Linked DNA regions of Mus musculus: region 2 is linked to region 1. The links are chromatin contacts, found by POLR2A ChIA-PET in ENCODE. All regions are on one chromosome and are shown on one strand. Each heading gives the region's core, a stretch centred on a gene start or an enhancer-like site at or near the end of the contact. The rest is flanking DNA. Distances are from core to core; before and after follow the strand shown. Region 1 overlaps Lrp1 (low density lipoprotein receptor-related protein 1). Region 2 holds the start of Nemp1 (nuclear envelope integral membrane protein 1).

What was found. ChIA-PET counts read pairs that join two places held with the same protein, here RNA polymerase II (POLR2A).
Region 2: POLR2A ChIA-PET joins it to region 1 with 17 read pairs in Patski. The contact joins the promoter of Nemp1 here to the enhancer-like site in region 1. POLR2A ChIA-PET finds 5 or more read pairs at or near these places in 3 of 5 experiments (Patski and embryonic stem cell).

Annotation. Positions count from the first base shown.
Region 1 is chr10:127,601,622-127,605,643 of GRCm38, reverse strand. It overlaps Lrp1 (low density lipoprotein receptor-related protein 1), which reads left to right. Exons shown (of 89, transcript NM_008512.2): 6 at 1-235. Gm51820 (a long non-coding RNA gene) reads right to left here. Exons shown (of 2, transcript XR_003949046.1): 1 at 2,143-4,022; 2 at 1-845. Among named protein-coding and RNA genes, the nearest start is that of Gm51820, 4.6 kb to the right of the region's middle. Within about 2 kb of position 1,928, at least 3 of the 3 ENCODE cell types and tissues checked have a DNase peak (open chromatin) inside an H3K27ac peak, as active enhancers do.
Region 2 is chr10:127,675,289-127,679,310 of GRCm38, reverse strand. Nemp1 (nuclear envelope integral membrane protein 1) reads right to left here and starts at 2,246. Exons shown (of 9, transcript NM_001113211.1): 1 at 2,084-2,246. The coding sequence starts at 2,213. Gm16230 (a long non-coding RNA gene) reads left to right here and starts at 2,552. Exons shown (of 4, transcript XR_872178.1): 1 at 2,552-2,640.

The DNA of each region.
Region 1 (4,022 bases), core at 679-3,178:
ATTGCCAACTCTCAGAACATCCTAGCTACGTACCTGAGTGGGGCCCAAGTGTCTACCATCACACCCACCAGCACCCGACAAACCACGGCCATGGACTTCAGTTATGCCAATGAGACCGTATGCTGGGTGCACGTTGGGGACAGTGCTGCCCAGACACAGCTCAAGTGTGCCCGGATGCCTGGCCTGAAGGGCTTTGTGGATGAGCATACCATCAACATCTCCCTCAGCCTGCACCGTGAGTCACTCAGAGGGCAGGGAAGCGGGGGAGACGGGCAGAGTCTGAGACCAGGTCTGTGCTCCTTGCACACAGGAGCAGATTGATGGCTATTCTTCCTTTTCACTCTGAGCCGGCTCTTTCATTTCTGGTTCAGGGCTAAGGGATGCCTCAGCGGAGAAGTGTCAACTGAGAAGGCCACGAATGGTCACTCTCCAGAGACCAGGGACTGTCCCGTCTTTGAAAGCAGAGTGTCATTAGATGCAGAGGGGCTTTCCCATACAGAAGCATCTGCAGGGGGGCTGGGGAAGGACGGACATTGTTAAGTAGCAGAGGGCAGAGGAGCCTGAGCCTGGCTTGCTTTGGGCTTCCATGTGATTTTGTTACCCTCAGGAGTATGGCCAGAAAGGACGTCCTGCTGTTGGGTAGGTGCCAAGTCCCTGAGCCTACTTCCTGTCTGTGGCAGTCAATGAGACGAAGGGACGAACCACGGGCCACTGGAGCATTTAGGATGTGCTGGCCATTCCCATGCAGGCTTCTCTTCTCTTCCGAGGCAACTTTGCTGTCTAAGCGTGAGGAAGGGTGTCACAGGCTGGACTCACGCATGGCTGGGTGCAGATCCCCTCTCGTGCTGTTACACAAACAAACAGTAATTGCTTCAGAGTCAACAGCTGGCCGAGTCACATTCCCCGAAAAGCCACACAGGGCTGCCGGGAGGGGTCTGGCCTGTGGTTGATCTGTCCCCAGCCCTCAGACATAGATCTCTGACCTTGAGTAAACCAGAGCTCCCCACCACAACTTAGTTCCCTAAACTGCGTAATGGGCTGTTGTTACTCTGTCCAGATCTGATAAAGTGCAAACTGGTGGTAAAGATTGCCTTGCTAATGAGGCTGAGGGCAATGAACTGTGGATCCTATAGCCTTTGGTTCTTAGTTTGGTTTGGTTTGGTTTGGTTTGGTTTGGTTTGGTGGTGCTCGCTGACAGATGCTAAGCAGGCATCCTACGGCTGGCTAGATCCCCGCTCCTGTAGTAGGTCTGTAAGCTCTTCTTCTAGGCCTGTGAGGCTCCCTCGAAGAAAGCCAAGGTCCCATGAGGTTATAAAGGATTCAGTTTGATTGAGGGTCCTTTCAGGGGTGGGAGAGAGGGCGATGGTGGAAAACAGAGCAAATCTTCCTCTCTGTGGCCTCAGGATACTGCTCAGACATCAACCTCTAGCTCTGCAGTTATCAGTGTCCAAGGTTCACCTGTGATTGGGTGTCTGTCCTTCTGGAGCGCACAGCAGAGAACTGCCAGACACCTTTGGGATAGGTAGCTCAAGGAGCCCTGTGTGCTGAGACTGGAGACAACTACCCTGCCTGTGTTTCTAGTTCACCATCCCACTCAACAGGCGTGCTTGGGCAAAGAGGGTTAGCAATGGCAGCCTTGCCTCGGGGCCAGACATGGGTATACCGGGTAGGTGGCTATGATGTGCCCCCTGGGAACCTTCTCAACTTCTGCCCTGGCCTGGCTATTCTTCCCCAAAGAAGCAGGAAGTAACCTTGGGTAGCGACACCCCTCCCTTGGCAAACAGATTTGCCTTGCCTACCAGGCTTCAGGACTTCACTGGGCCTCTGGGGCAGAGTCCAGGAACTCTATCTGGAAGCGACCAAGGTGCTTGGAGAAAATCCTTTCAGGAGGAATGATTGGGTTCCATTTGCCCCAGCTCCCGTCCCTCCCTACCTCGTCCCCACCCCCACTCCTGACGCCAGAGTGTCTGGCTGTCACCCTGAGGATGGTGGTTTGCTCACATCCCACAAACTAATTATGGGCCCTGGCTTGAGGATGTCGGAAGTGTCTCTGTAACACCCTCCCCCACCCCTGGTACATCCCCTTCCTCAGGAGGAGGCCTTCCCTGGGGTCAGGGAGCTCCAGGGGCCCCGGTTACATACCTGCACAGGGGCTGCTGTTCTATAGTTAGTTCTCTGGAGAATGAAGGAAAAATCCACTGCCTTCTGCCTTCCATCCTGCAGCCAGATCCTCCCAACCTTCCCCATGACTGGGACCTCTGTGAGACCCCTGGGAACATACCTAAGTCGGTAGGGAAGAGGGTGGGGAGGGGGTCAGGAGGTTGTCAGAAGGTTGGGGTGTGTATCTTATGACTGAGAAGAGGGGAGCCAGTGAGGACATCCGACTGGTGCGGGGAGATGGGGGAAGCCTGCCTCAGAGAGACCTCTGCAAACAGAAATAAATGTAAAGAAGGAAGGAAGCTGGGAAGGGGGCCCTGTTCACATGGGTCCTGAAGCATGGGGACCGGTCTGCTCGGCATCCTGAGAGCCCTGTGAGCTCCCCAGCCACCCACACACCCACACAAGGCCCATTACCTCCTCCCTCAGACAGCACAGTCTGCTAATTCCATAGCCCCATGCGTGGCCACACTGGCCTAGATTGGTGTGCCTGTCTTCTTCTCCCACCTCAGCTACAGCCCAGACCCACCTTCTCTTCTGCCTAATGAACTGGGAGACCTGAACGGGTGAGGCCAGAAAAGAAAGGGGAGTGAGCTGGGAGAGTGGCTCATGGCAGGCTGTGTTCCATCTCCAGGACTGAAAAGGGAAAAGAGACTCATGGGGTTGAAGGTGAGGACAGAGAAGTCACTAGAGCCCACATCAAAGTACACCAAGATCCTTACTCAAGAAAAATAATAAGGAAATAAGTACTTTCTCTCTTTTTAAGCGTCATCCCTTCTCCAGAGACGTAGTGTTCATTTCAGCATGTACAAGTTTAAAAAAAGTGTTGCTAAAGGTTATTAATTTTTTTATATTTTATTAACTTCTTTACTCTCTGTGTGTTTGTGTGTGTGTGTGTATTCGTGCACACATGAATCATGGTGCGCATGTGGAAACCAGAAGACAACATATGAGAGCCCTTCACTGCTTGGGTCCTGGGGGTTTAATTCAGGGAATCAGGCTTAGCAGTTTCCCCACTGAGCCAACTCACCAGCCCTCTTAACAGGATTTGTTTTGTATTTTTAAGGCAGGATCCTGTGCGGCCCAAGTTGACCTCTAACTTGTTACACAGCCAAGGCTGGCCTTCAACTTCTGCTCCCTCCTGCCTTGAGTCCCCAGTTGTAAAGTTCAGCTTTGCGGTTATGTTCTTACCTGATAGTCTCATTAGAAATTTCCTATACTATGATTGCATTATTAGTTTTCTTGGTGCACGTTATGTGTGTGTACTTGTGTGTAGATGGCGTGTGTGTACACATTCGTGCAAAATCCAGGAGTCAATATCAGGTGTCTTCCTCCATACCCTTCTGCCTTATTTTTAAATTGTTATTACATATGTATGAATGTTTTGCCTGCATGTATGTATCTATGCATGCCTAGTGCCCAAGGAGGCCAGAAAAGGGTAGCAGATCCCTCAGAAGTGGAGTTAGATAGCTGTGAACCACCCTCTGGGTGTAGTTACTGCAAATTAGCAAGTGTCTGAATCACTGATCCCTTCTTTCGCCCCTGCCCTCTTGCCTTAGTTTTTGAGATAAGGTCTCACTAAACCTGGAGCTTGCCAACTGAGGTAGACTGGTTGACCAGCAGTACCCCAGTATCCTCCTGTTTCTGCCTCTCTGGTACTGGAATTACAAGAATGCACTACTGGGTTCACCTTTTAAATATATTTTAGAGACAAAGTTTTGCTGTATGGCCTTGGTTGGCCTGGAACTCACAGAGATCTGCCTGCCTCTGCTTAAAAAGGCGTGTGCCGCCACCGTGTCTAGCAACGACTCGCTTTTTAAAGTGGATGATGGGAATAGAACACGGGTCCTCTGGCACCGATGCCC
Region 2 (4,022 bases), core at 997-3,496, 73 kb before region 1:
TGCACACATGTGCACATGACCCCCTCCAACCCCCCCCCCCAAATATGCTCAAGCACACACACCCACAGACACACACAAGCAATAAACTACAAGGGTTTTGCCTACTTCTTTACACTTAACTGTATTAATACTTGCTAAATAAATGTTTCTAAAACTCCCTGTGACAGTAACCAACCTTTGAATAAAATTCCATCCTACTATCTGAGAGCCTGGCTTTTAGAGTGCCGCAGATTGCTCTGACAGCTGACATCCACATAACCAGGTCGGCATTCCGACTTGCTCCTGGAGGTGAATTTTCTCCACATTAGGAAGCCCCCGAGCCTCCCTTCCTAGAAGAAACCTTGGAACCTTTGGTGACGCTCTGTAAACCCAGAATCCTGGAGGATGAAGCAGGGGGAGCCTGAGTTACAGGTCAGAGTTACACATGAGTTGCAAAGCAGCCTGCACGACACAGTGAGACCCTGTCTCAATGAAAGGAGGAAGGGAAGCAAGCAAGCAGAAAAGTGTGCTTTAGGTTACTTTTGTTGTTGTTGGTTGGTTGGTTTTTCCAGACAGGGTTTCTCTGTGTAGCCCTGGCTGTCCTGGAACTCACTCTGTAATCCAGGCTGGCCTTGAACTCAGAGATTTGTCTGCCTCTGCCTCCCAAGTGCTGGGATTAAAGGCGTGCACGATCACGCCCGGCACTTTTTTTTTTTAAGTTATTTTATTATTTGCTTATTTGTTTCCAGGTGTAGGTAGCTCCGGTTGTCCTGGAACTCACTACGTAGACCAACCAGGCTATCTTCGAACTGGAGAGATCTGTCTCCCTTGGCCTCCCAAGTGCTGGGAGTAAAGTTCTGAGCCACTATGCCTGGCTTTTTGCTTTCCGTTTCAATCCCCAGTGTCCTGTAAAGGAAATCTCAAAGGAACTGCTGACTGTGCTTAGTATCTCCTTATGTCCTCACACCCCGAGGCCCCATTTTGACAGTTTATTCAGGTGACAGTCCTTCCAAATCCTGTTCTAGGCTTTTAGGCCCTGATCCGGAAAAGAATCTTTCCTGGACATATACTCTCTTCCCAAAAGAAGTCTCCAGTCCCTCTTGAACAATATATTTATGGGTGTTGATCTTAAAGCCACAAGTGAGAGCAAGTGACAGGCAGGCAGGAACGGAAGGGGGCAGTATGAGAGTGGATGTGTGCTTACACGCCTTGGCTGTCTTTATTCTCTGGAGTTGCTACTCCCTCCAGTGGATGTTGGCAAACATCACTTATTTTCCCGGCCACTATTTAACAAGGGAGGGAAAACACGATTTCTTATCAACTTTTAATTTTTTTTTTTTCTGGTCGGGATCACAAAATAAGTTTCTTACCTAGTCCGGAGTTGACTGTCCAGCAGAAAGTACAAAATGAATGTGCTTGAAAGAATGAATAAACTTAGGAACTACGTCCCGCTTAAGCGGATGGCCTCTTATCTTTCCTGGGCAACTGGAGTATAATGACTCCAGGTGTGTTCTCCGGAGCTATTTGGGAGGAGGATCTTAACAGGAGGCCAGTGGTGGCACACACCTTTAATCCCAGCACACAGGAGGCAGAGGCAGGTGGGTCTCTCAACTCCAGGCCGGCCCGGTCTAAGGTGTGAGTTCCAGAACAGCCAGGGGCTACCCTGAGAGACCCTGTCTTGAAAAACATTCAGGTGAACTCTATTCCACTGTACCGAGACAGATCCATCCCTGGGGTGTTTTTAGTAAACTGAATGAGTGGGGCGTTTGCTTTCTCCTGACCTATTTCAGGGCGAAACCCAGAAATCCGTTTTAACTCAGAAATTCAAGAGACCTAGCAGCACCTCGGAGCCCCTCCGTGGTTTCCCCCCTAAAGGGTGTCAACCAGCCCAGGCCTCCCTTCCTGGGGAAGGCTCAGGCCTCCGCCCGACCCGAGCTGTCCGGAGGGCGGCCCGGGACCCGTCAGTGCGGACCGTCCCTGGAGCGTCTCACTCAGCGTCCCGAGCTGCTCCGAGTAACGGGCCGCACCCTCGGGATAAGAAACCACTTTTCCACATTTAACGCCCTCGCGCCCGACCCCTGGGCAGCCGCTGCCCGGGTGGTACCTGAGCCGCAGACCACGCAGCCGGCGACGACCAAGAGCAGCCATGTGGCGCCGCCGCCGCCCCCGGCCCCCCAGCACCGGGGCCCTGGACCAACCGCCGACCACACCGACACTTTGATTCCTCCCGCCATGGATGCCTCACACCGCCTCCTCCTCGCGTGCCCCTCCTCAGCAACTGTCTCCGAACGGGCAGCGCCGGCAGCCAATCGGCTGCGAGACCCGCCCCCACCCCCACCCGTGGAGCAGGCGGGGCCTCGCGCGCTCCGCCCTCCCGCGCCCCTAGGAGCCACACCTCCTAGCAACGCCAATCCTGGCAGTGACGACAGGAAGAGCCCGCCCTTTCCCCGCAATCTGCTTCCGTCCGCGGTTTATTTACAAATGAGATTGATGGAAAGCTTACCCAATAGGAAATCAGAATGAGAGGAGGCCTCCTGGACTGCGTGTTTCCATCGAAACGTCTCTTCTAGTTTTTCTTTCCTTTCTTCCTCGGCCCTTTTATGACATGCTAGCCAGTGGCAACTCTTCACGAGTAAGGTTCTCCCGTGACCGTTTTTTAAGGTAAAATGATTGCCAGCCTGTCTCCAAAGTTCTGAAATATTTCAGCAATAAGTACAGGATTATTGTGCGTTGTCAAGGTTTTGCAGGCATAAACAACGTTTGAAAATGTAGAGATAGAGCTGAGATAGAAACTCTGACTTCGATCCCCAGCACTGCAAGAAAAAAACAAACAGAAAACAAAACACCAAAAAAAAGTATTAATTTGGCTTCGGTTTCCTTTTTTGACTGAAGATGTAGCTAAACTGTGCACAAGGCCCTCGTTTCAATCACCAACGCCACAGGAATAAACTACAAGTCCCGAGCATTTCTGGTTTTGAAACGAAACAAGTGATAATTAAGACAGCTTATCCTCTCCATTTGGGAAAAAAAAAAAAAAAAGCCAAGGCTAAGAGAGAGAGAAAAAACACAAAGTAGGTTCTGAGCTCAAATCTAAGTTCTTTCTGTGGCTTAGGTGCCTCCCAGTACTTGCAGTCCAGGCACTGTGTGTGTAGCACTTACAGAAATTGAAAATTGAAGCACCTTTTTTTTTTTTTTTTTTTTTTTTTTTTGGTTTTTTGAGACAGGGTTTCTCTGTGTATCCCTGACTGTCCTGGAACTCACTCTGTAGACCATGGCCTTGAACCCATAAATCTGCCTGCCTCTGCCTCCCAAGTGCTGGGATTAAAGGCGTGCTTGTAATCCCATCACTTGGGAAGTTGAGAATGAAGGCTTGCTGAGAATTGAAGAGTAGCCAGGATTATAGAGTTTGAACCGTGAGAACCTGTATGTGTGTGTATATACATACATATATATACACACACACACACACATATATATACATATACATATATATATACACATACATACACACACACATATATATACACACACTTGTGTGTAGACACATGTATACATGTATATGCACATTTATACACACATATAGATGGCTTATTGCGATGGCTCGGTTGTGTAAACCTAGAACTCATATGACAGGAGAAAACCAACTTCTGCTCCCACAGGACCTCCATACTGACTCTGTGGCACACAATACCCCCCACACAATTAATGGATCGATTGATAAAAAAAAAAAAAAAAAAAAAAAAAAACTTTTAATGTCAAGGTTAACAGGAGGCGTGTTGGTCCATATCTGTTAACTCCAGCATTCAAAACACTCAGGTCAGAGGATCACAAATAAGATTAGCTTGCACTACACATCTAAAACCAACCTCAAAACAAAAACTTACATTAATGTGAAACAAGGGAAGACTAACAAACTATCCCAGACAAGGGAGCATACGTAAACACGATGAACCACATGTCATATAATATGGATCTTGGAACAGGAAGAAAAAAAAAAGCCCGAAAAACAAAACTGAGATTGCAAGCGTGAGTCACCTCTTCCC